Linked DNA regions of Homo sapiens: all the other regions are linked to region 3. A link is a contact called in ENCODE Hi-C or POLR2A ChIA-PET data. All regions are on one chromosome and are shown on one strand. Each heading gives the region's core, a stretch centred on a gene start or an enhancer-like site at or near the end of the contact. The rest is flanking DNA. Distances are from core to core; before and after follow the strand shown. Region 1 overlaps DNM1 (dynamin 1). Region 2 overlaps GPR107 (G protein-coupled receptor 107). Region 3 holds the start of CRAT (carnitine O-acetyltransferase).

Region 1 (3,088 bases), core at 115-2,614, 860 kb after region 3:
GCTGCTCCTGTCCTAGCCCGGGCCTGGGTGCCATGCTTACACTCTCACACTCGTGTGCACGCCCACACACACATCACACACCTTTCTAGTCACACAGTCACAGCCTGGCCTCTGCTCCTGTGGGCCAGTGGCTGGACACCCCCTGGGATGGCTCAAAGGAGTCAGGGCTGGGAAGTGGGGACATCAGGGTAGCTGAAGGAAATCCACACACTCAGAGCAGATCGGGGTTCAGAGTCAGACCTAAGGTAGGCTCCCCAGGGGCTGGGAGAGGAATTGGACGGAATGGAGGATGGAGGACAGCAAGAAGAAGAAAGGAGGAGGAATGCAACGTGTGGGCGGCCGCCAAGAGTGAAAATAGAGGGAAGCGCCATGCAAGTGCTGGAAAGAAGGGGGCAGGTGGGACGAGCCCCACAGCCCCCTCCCCAGAAACGACCACCTCCGGGACTCAGCGCTCCCTCGGGGGCAGGCTCCGCCAGCCCTCGGCCACACGTGGCGTGGCTCCGGCACCCAGAGTCCGATTGCCTGGGATAGAAACGGCCGGTTCTGGCGGCCAGGTCCGATGCTCTGGAATCCAGCCCCATTTCCCTCCCGGCCACGCCCGTCCGGCAGCCTCTCCAGCCGCATTCAGCCCCTACTCACCTGGGGACCCCGGGCGGGGCGCGGTTGGGGCGCGAGGGCACCTGAGGGGGAGGGCCGAAAGGGTCAGGGGAAGCCCCCGGCCTGGAGGGCACGGGGGGCGCCCCCCCCAGGGCGGACCCAGCAGGCGGAGGCCCAGGAGCAGGGCCCCGCGACCCGGGCCGGGCTGGGGGCACGGCGGGGGCTCGGCGCTGCGGCGTGGGGCTGGACGTGGGCGACCTGAGGGCGACAGGGAGCGAGGAACAAGGAGAGGCGAGATGAGCAGCTCCGCCCACCCAGAGGCCCCGCCCCAGCCCAGTGCTGGCCACGCCCATGCACGCAAGCCCCTCCCTGCCGCACCCCTAAGGCGGTCGCCGGAGCTTAAGCCCCGCCCCCAGCGGCGCCAACGCCCCAGCTCCACCCAGCCTTGCAGCCAGCTCTCCACGGCAAGCCCCGCCCCGCGACAAGCCCCGCCCTCTCTAAGCTCCGCCCCTCGCTCCAGGTGGGAGCCACCCCGGTGACGCGGGCGCGCCACTGCCCGGTCCCGGCATTCCTCCCGCGGGCCCCGGGCTGGGGGGCTTTGGGGCCGTGGGGGCCGGCCCTGGTACCTGCGTCCGGCCGGTACGCTCTGCACCTGCAGCCAGGAGTCGTCCACGGGCGGGGGCATGGGCGTGCTGACGGTGGTCGTGTTGATGTCGCCGATGATGCTGAGCGCCTCCTTCAGTGCGTGGTACATGCGCAGCATCTCGTCGCGCCGCTGTGCCTGCTCCGCCGACTCCTCCATCAGCGTGTTCTGGTCCCCACACGAGTACAGGTTGGCCAGCAGCTCCGAGAAGATGAACTCCTTGGTCTGCGAGTAGGCAAAGAGGGAAGGAGGTGGGGACCTGATGCCTGTGCCGCCCTGGCCGCCCCACCGGGCCCTGCTGGGACTGTGAGCTGGTGTGGCTTTTCAGACGCGGCTCCTACACTGCGTAGACTGGAAGATTCACCTCCCCACCGCGCTTTTCTCACTCAGATGAGGACACTGAGGTCCACAGGAAAAGTCATCTGACCAAGGTCACAGAACCGGGAGGGGACTTAGGACCTATCATGCCACCAGAACTCTTGTCTACTCAGTTGTTTTTTTTTTTCTTCTTCCTGGAGATAGGGTCTCGCTCTTTCACCAGGCTGGAGTACAGTGGGGAGATTACCACTCACTGTAGCCTCAACCTCCTGGGCTCAAAGTTATCTTCCAATGTCAGCCTCTCCAGTAGCTAGGACTACAGGCACGTGCTACCACCAACCCCAGCTATTCTTTTTTTTTTTTTTGAGACGGAGTTTCACTCTTGTTACCCACGCTGGAGTGTAATGGCACAATCTCAGCTCACCGCAACCTCCGCCTCCCGGGTTCAAGCAATTCTCCTGCCTCAGCCTCCTGAGTAGCTGGGATTACAGGCATGTGCCACCACGCCCGGCTAATTTTGTATTTTTAATAGAGATGGGGTTTCTCCATGTTGGTCAGGCTGGTCTCAAAATCCCAACTTCAGGTGATCTGCGCACCTCGGCCTCCCAAAGTGCTGGGATTACAGGCATGAACTACCGCGCCCGGCCAACCCCCGCTATTCTTTAAAATTTTTGTGTAGAGACAAAGTCTCACTGTGTTGCCCAAGCTGGTCTTGAACTCCTGGGCTCAAGTGATCCTCCTGCCTTGTCCTCCCAAAGTGCTGGGATTACAGGCATGAGCCACCGTGCACAGCCCCTCATTATATTTCTTCTTCTTTTTTTTTTTTTTTGAGATGGAGTCTCGCTCTGTCGGCCAGGCTGGAGTGCAGTGGCAGGATCTCGGTTCACTGCAACCTCCGCCTCCTGGGTTCAAGTGATTCTCCTGCCTCAGCCTCCCGAGTAGCTGCAATTACAGGCTCACGCTACCACACCTGGCTAATTGTTCTATTTTTAGTAGAGATGGGGTTTCACCATGTTGGCCAGGCTGGTCTTAAACTCCTGACCTCACGTGATCCACCTGCCTTGGCCTCCCAAAGTGCTGGGATTACAGGTGTGAGCCACCGCGCCCAGCCCCTCATGATATTTCTATTGGACAGCTCTGGTCTGGACCGTGCCTCCCTCCCTGGACCTGGTCCCATAGGGCTGGTTGGCATCTCCCCCAGGCCAACATGGCCACCTGCATCCCCAGTGCCACAGGATTTCCCTGCCCCCATGCAGTGGAGCACGCACATTGTTAATCATGAGGTGCATGATGGTCTTGGGCATGAGGTCCCTCACGGTCTTGTTGACAATGGCCATGTATGAGTCCACAAGATTCCGGATGGTCTCCACTTGCCGTTCCAGCTGTGGGTCCATGGAATGCATGAAGCTGTCGGAGCCATTCTCCTCGGTCTCGCTGGCCTGCCATGGAGAACACAAGGGCATCAGGTGGCCAGGCCATGCAGCCAGGCTCCAGGCATCCCCAGGATCTCAGCCCCTCCAAGGGTACCCA
Region 2 (3,018 bases), core at 44-2,543, 950 kb before region 3:
AACCCGGGAAGTGGAGCTTGCAGTGAGCTGAGATCATGCCATTGCACTCCAGCCTGGGCGACAGAGCGAGACTCCGTCTCAAAAAAAAAAAAGCATGTTATATTTTTATGTATACACACATGCTAAAGAGCAGCTGCTTAATAGATATTCACACTTAAAAGAGATGAAACCCTGAAATGTCTGTTTAAAAAAGATCATTTACAGTGTACACTGAGGTTAGGAGTCATTCTAGTTCAAATACGCCAGACATTGGTATTAAAATAACCAAATCTTCCCTGTCTTATCCTCTCATAAAGAGTTCAGGACCAAGGTGGTAGGAGTGCTTGAGACCAGGAGTTCAAGACCAGCCTGGACAAAGTAGCAAGACCCCATCTCTACAAAATATCCACATAAAAAAATTAGTCAGATGTGGTGGTGTGCACCTGTAGTACTAGCTACTAGGCAGGCAGGCTGAGGCAGGAGGATCCCTTGAGCCCAAACGTTTGAGGCTGCAGTGAGCTATGATTGCACCACTGAGTTCTAGGCTGGGTGACAGAGTGAGACACTCTTATTTAAAAAAAAATAAAAGACGGATGGACAGACAAACGGAAGGAAGGAAGGAAGGAAGGAAGGAAGGAAGGAAGGAAGGCAGGCAGGCAGGCAGGCAGGCAGGCAGGAAGGCAGGAAGGCAGGCAGGCAGGCAGGCAGGCGAAAGAGCCACCATGCTATATCATAACTACCTGTCTATGGGCCTGTCTCATTTGTATATCTCTAGTGCCTAGCACATAGTAGGTATTTAATAAACGTTGAATGAATGAACTACTACTTAGATCAGTCTACTACTCAGTGCTATTATTATTATTATTATTATTATTATTATTATTATTATCATTTTCGAGACAGGGTCTTGCTCTTGTCACCCAGGCTGGAGTGCAATAGCGCAATCTCAGCTCACTGCAACCTCCGCCTCCCAGGTTCAAGCAATTCTCTTGCCGCAGCCTCCCGAGTAGCTGGGATTACAGGCATGCGCCACCACGCCGGCTAATTTTTTGTATTTTTAGTAGAGATGGGGTTTTACCATGTTGGCCAGGCTGGTCTCAAACCCGACCTCAGGTGATCTACCCGCCTTGGCCTCCTAAAGTGCTGGGATTACAGGTGTGAGCCACCGTACCCAGCCTCAGTGCTATTATTTTACATAATTTTATCTAATCCTCATAACTACCCTGTGGGAAAGCTACCATTATCCTTATTTTACAAAGTAGGAAACTAAGAATCCGAGTGGCACACGAACAATCAATCTCTTTCACTTCCTCTTCCAGACATAAGCTCTAACCTCATTTTGCCTTGGCTAATGCTTTTTTTTTTGAGACAGAGTCTCACCCTGTCACCCAGGCTGGAGTGCAGTGGTGCAATCTCGGCTCACTGGCCTCACTGGCCTACCAGGTTCAAGTGGTTCTCCTGCCTCAGCCTCCCGAGTAGCTGGGATTACAGGTGCCCATCACCATGCCCGGCTAATTTTTGTATTTTTAACAGAGAAAGTATTTCACCATGTTGGCCAAGCAGGTTTTGAACTCCTGACCTCAGGGGATCTGCCCACTTTGGCCTCTCAAAGTGCTGGGATTACAGGCGTGAGCCACCACGCCCGGCCTGCCCTGGCTAATTCTTACTCTTCCAGTCTCAGCTTTAATGTCACTTCTTCAGGAAACTACTTCCCTATGCCAAAAACCAGGGCAGGTTCCTCATCACGCAGAATAAAATCCACACATCCTACCATGGCCTCCAGGCTCATGTGTACCTCTCCCCTAGATCACTCTGCTCCAGCCATAGGGGCCTCCATAGACATGGGAACATGAAGATGCTCCCACTCAGGGACTTTGCACTTCCTGTTCCTCTGCCTGTGATATTCTTCCCTAGACCCTCAAATGCCTGGCTCATTCATTAAGTCCACTCACATATTAACTCTTCAGAGTCTCTCTCCACAGTAATTTCCAATTCCATTACTCTTGGTTCCAATACTGTTTTATTTTCTCATCAATTTATCCCATTTTTAAATTACTTGTGCATTCAGGTGTTTAGAAGCTAGCTGTCCATTACCACTAGAATGAATACTCCACAAAGGTCGGGGCTTAGTCCCGCTCACTGCCTCAGCCTGTGTCTAGAAGTGCCCACCCGGTATATAAAAGACACCTGAAGAGTATTTGTTGAATGAGTAAGAGACAGAAGGCATGTGTTGCGAAGTCATCCAGTAAGCTTAATGTCACTCATTTAAGTCAATGAATGTATATTGGCAGATTTTAAGTCAAAATAAAGTTTCAGGTGCATACTCCTTTTGTGTGATGTTCTGCTTTAACTTATCTTTTCATCCAACATCTTCTAGTCTAGATCCCATCAGCGAGGAAGGCTTCTAATATGACTAGCCCAGAAGTTACACTGCACTCGACAGCAGTGAGGACTGGCTATTCCCAAGTTCTGCTCTAAACTACATGCCTTGCTAAGCTGCTGACACAAAGTCTAGAGTATTTGAGTTATAATTTGTGGATAATTATCATAGAAGTATCAAACCCAAGAAATGCCCAAATTTCTGAGGCTTTAGCAAAGCACTTCCTGTCCACTTGCTCATTTGCAGCATCTACTTGAAAGCCAGAATGATCAGTCATCAAAATATTGTGTTTTTAACACAATATAAAAATCATATTTAGACAATTTTTGATGTAAAACTCAGATTAGCCGAGCACAGTGGCAAGCATCTGTAGTCTTAGCTACTTTGGAGGCTGAAACGGGAAGATGGCTTGAGCCCAGGAGTTGGAGGCTATCGTGCACTATGTTTGCACTGGTGAATAGCCACTGTACTCCAGCCAGGGCAACACAATGAGACCTTATCTCAAAAAAAAAAAAAAAAAAAAAAAACTCGGATTATCATTTTTATTCCATTAATAAGAAATGGATAGGCTGGGCGCGGTGCCTCACACCTGTAATCCCAGCACTTCGGGAGGCCAAAGTGGGCAGAACATCTGAGGTCAGGAGTTTGAGACCAGCCCG
Region 3 (3,100 bases), core at 162-2,661:
ACAACCAGCCTTTTAAAATTAGGGATTTAGACACCACGGGCAGTTTCCCTCAATAAATTCTCAGGCACTGGAACCAGAGAGTAGGAGGATGAGGGGTGAGCAGGACGCGGAGGCCGAAACTGGAGGCGAGGCGGGCGCAGGCCCACGGAGCACCACCCCATCCCCTAAGCAGCGACTAATAAAGACGGCAGCCTCCGGAATCACTTTCGCCCCCCTCCCTGGCAGCTTCCCCACCGAGTCAGCAGCTTACTTAAGCACGCGCTGCCCAGAGATGCAAAAGGCCCCCTTATGACCACGGCGCTGCCCACCCAGCATTCGGGCAGCCTGGACTCCCACAAAACCCAGAGTTGCGCCCCAATCACCACCCCTTTGCAGCCCCTGGTTCCCTCCCCAGCGGCGCCCCACCACCCACCTCTCCCCTAAGGCCATTCAACTCAGTCCCTCCTCGGGGCCCCTCAGCTTTTGCCCCTCCAGTTCCTCCGTGTCATGACTCTCGCCCTCCTGAGCCTCCCACACCTGGCACCGCCCCCACCCTACCCGACCCCGGCCCGGCCTGGCCCCGCCGGCCTTACCTGGCGGCGGCTGCCGCTCGCCCTCAGCCATCTTGCTCCGGCCAGGAGCCGACCCGGATGCTTGCAGTCCCCTCTCGCCTTTCACTCTTGCACCCACCCTTCCTCTCCCCGGCTCCACCAAAGGCTCCGAGCTTCCTGAAGACAAGTGAGCGCCGGCCGGCTATAACCGAAAACCGAGAGTTAAAGTCACCACAGCGAAGACGGCCGCCATGTCGGTGCGGGGCGCTCAGGGAGCAAGCCTATTAACGGCCGGCGCGCGGCGGACGCGCGGAACCGGGCGACGGCCATGTCAGTGCGGGGCGCGCGGGGCGCATGCGCGCCAACGGCCGCCAAGCGCTAGGACCGCTCACGGCCGCCCGAACGTCGGGCGCCGCGACTGCCACGATTGTGCGGGGCGTCAAGTTTGGGTTGTGCTCAGCCATGTTTTTCCGGGACAGTCTCCTGTCCCGGAGTACCACCTGTCATCTTTGTGGGTGGTACTGACCCTAACCCAAGGAATATTAGAGGACATTCCCCGGTCAACATGGTTGTGTTTTCCTATCACTCTAAGAGTTAGGCTCAAGGACACCAGACGGAGTTGGAAAGGTGCACACCACTACCTCCAACAGCTTAGAAGACATGTGGGGACAGGGGAGAGACAGCTGGACGGTGACCTCCTCCTTCCTCCTCCACAGGTCTCAATGACTCGCCCTCGGCCCTGCCCCTCTGTCCCCGCCCGCCGTGGTCCCGCCCCCGACTCGCAGCCAGCCTACTGCGACCCGCTACCGGGCGACGCCCCGCCCCTCCGTCCCCGCCCCTCCTGTCCCTCCTCAAGGAGACTCCGCCCCATCGATGCCCCGTCCCCGCCCCACAGCCAACCTCCCGGGCACCGTTGCCCGCCCGGGGCCCGCTACCGGCCCAGGCCCCGCCTCGCGAGTCCTCCTCCCCGGGTGCCTTCCCGCAGCCCGCTCGGCCCAGAGGGTGGGCGCGGGGCTGCCTCTACCGGCTGGCGGCTGTAACTCAGCGACCTTGGCCCGAAGGCTCTAGCAAGGACCCACCGACCCCAGCCGCGGCGGCGGCGGCGCGGACTTTGCCCGGTGTGTGGGGCGGAGCGGACTGCGTGTCCGCGGACGGGCAGCGAAGATGTTAGCCTTCGCTGCCAGGACCGTGGTGAGTGCGGCGGATCCCGGGCCTGAGGGCCCTGGACGGCCTGGGCGGGCCGTGCGGTTGCGTCCGGGAACGGAGACCGCGTCCTGCGGCCGCTGTTCGACCCGGCCTCCAGCTGATGGGGTGGGGTCAGGCGGGCGTCCCAGGTTTGGCAGAGCAGGAGATTGGGGCGCAAGGTCAGAAGCGGGATTAAACCCACGTCCTGGAGCATTCAGTTCCAACGACCCAGGAAAGACAAGGGGGACCCCGGCTTCAGTTAGCACCCCCACCCTTAGACCCAGAGACAGGCCGGTAGGGGAGAGAGACCAGGAGCATCCAGACCCTAGCTCACTCTCCCAGTTATTCTCCGATTGACACACCCGTCGCACGCTTAGGCCAGAGCCACTCCTCCGACCCTGTCCAGTTGGTCACACTCCTTTGGTTTATCAGACGGTCCCTGGGGAATTGTGTGTGGCCAGAGAAACACGCGGAGGCATCAAGCTAGAAAGGCCTCAGAACTGGCAGGTGGCAGCCCCATGGTCTCCCTCCCCTCCAGCCCCCTTCCCCACCCTGGCTGTATCCTTCCCTCCAGCCCCCTTCCCCACCCTGGCTATATCCTCCCCTCTAGCCCCCTTCCCCACCCTGGCTATATCTACCCCTCAGTCCTCCCCGGTGAGCAGCCCGGATGCTAGCCTAATTTCAGTCCCTTCCGTCCCTGATCCAAGCATATGTTGCTGGTGTCTCACTCTGTCTCAGACACACACTACGGGGCCAGAGGGCGGAGGGTGCATCCAGGCTCAGGCCTAGAGGCTCTTTTAGGTGTTGCAACACCCTGAGCCTCCACCGCACCCTTGTCACTGTCTCCCAAGCTGCATCCATCCCACAAACAGCCTCTAGATCATCCTCCAGGACCATCCGACTGGACTGGTTACCTTCCTGCAGGGAAACTGAGGCAAGGAGGGACTTGCCCAGAGTCCCCTGGACCTGCTCATTCAAATCCAGCCCAATCCCAGTGTCCTTTGGTTTATTTTTCATACCAAAAGTCCTCCGCTCTTGGACCCTAGCTGAATGAGCCACAGCTCAGGAAAAAATGAGTGTTCGTAGAGGGATGGCTCAGATGGGTCCCAGGAGTCCTGGAGAGAAACAGGAAATAGGCAGGGCTTCTGGCTGTCCCATCCACTGATGGCCTTTTCCTGGTGTCTGCTCCCTTGCACCAACCCTAATTTCAGGACCGATCCCAGGGCTGTGGTGTAACCTCAGCGGCCAGGCAGTCTCTGTCCTCCAGCCAAGTTTTCCCTCATCAAAACGATCTTCGCAGATTCTGACAGGTGGATTTTTTATTACCTTTTGTCCTGACTCCCTGGCACTGAGCCCATGCAGAGAAGAAAGGAAAGAACTTTCCA

The links. A loop is a pair of places that touch in the nucleus more often than their neighbours do. ChIA-PET counts read pairs that join two places held with the same protein, here RNA polymerase II (POLR2A). Pooled maps may share reads with other maps.
Region 1: a loop to region 3 is called in a map of CD8-positive, alpha-beta T cell, with 12 times the contacts of the local background. The contact joins the enhancer-like site here to the promoter of CRAT in region 3. A Hi-C loop is called at or near these places in 1 of 168 maps with a recorded cell type or tissue (CD8-positive, alpha-beta T cell) and 7 of 50 pooled maps. POLR2A ChIA-PET finds 5 or more read pairs at or near these places in 1 of 52 experiments (WTC11).
Region 2: a loop to region 3 is called in a map of B cell, with 7 times the contacts of the local background. The contact joins the enhancer-like site here to the promoter of CRAT in region 3. A Hi-C loop is called at or near these places in 2 of 168 maps with a recorded cell type or tissue (B cell and Right ventricle myocardium superior), 2 of 37 single-sample maps with no recorded cell type and 3 of 50 pooled maps.

The regions. Positions count from the first base shown.
Region 1 is chr9:128,248,492-128,251,579 of GRCh38, reverse strand. It overlaps DNM1 (dynamin 1), which reads right to left. Exons shown (of 22, transcript NM_004408.4): 19 at 2,827-2,997; 20 at 1,224-1,465; 21 at 640-855. Among named protein-coding and RNA genes, the nearest start is that of MIR3154, 5.0 kb to the right of the region's middle. RefSeq lists silencers at 684-773, 784-1,283 and an enhancer at 1,454-1,593. Within about 2 kb of position 1,364, at least 9 of the 41 ENCODE cell types and tissues checked have a DNase peak (open chromatin) inside an H3K27ac peak, as active enhancers do; they include CD8-positive, alpha-beta T cell, where a contact is called at or near this core.
Region 2 is chr9:130,060,271-130,063,288 of GRCh38, reverse strand. All of the region lies in intron 1 of GPR107 (G protein-coupled receptor 107), which reads right to left. Among named protein-coding and RNA genes, the nearest start is that of GPR107, 7.9 kb to the right of the region's middle. Within about 2 kb of position 1,293, at least 4 of the 41 ENCODE cell types and tissues checked have a DNase peak (open chromatin) inside an H3K27ac peak, as active enhancers do; they include B cell, where a contact is called at or near this core.
Region 3 is chr9:129,109,104-129,112,203 of GRCh38, reverse strand. It overlaps CRAT (carnitine O-acetyltransferase), which reads left to right and starts at 1,411. Exons shown (of 14, transcript NM_000755.5): 1 at 1,411-1,721. The coding sequence starts at 1,695. It overlaps PTPA (protein phosphatase 2 phosphatase activator), which reads right to left and starts at 789. Exons shown (of 10, transcript NM_178000.3): 1 at 573-789. The coding sequence starts at 603. RefSeq lists silencers at 476-525, 1,216-1,655 and enhancers at 53-593, 526-805.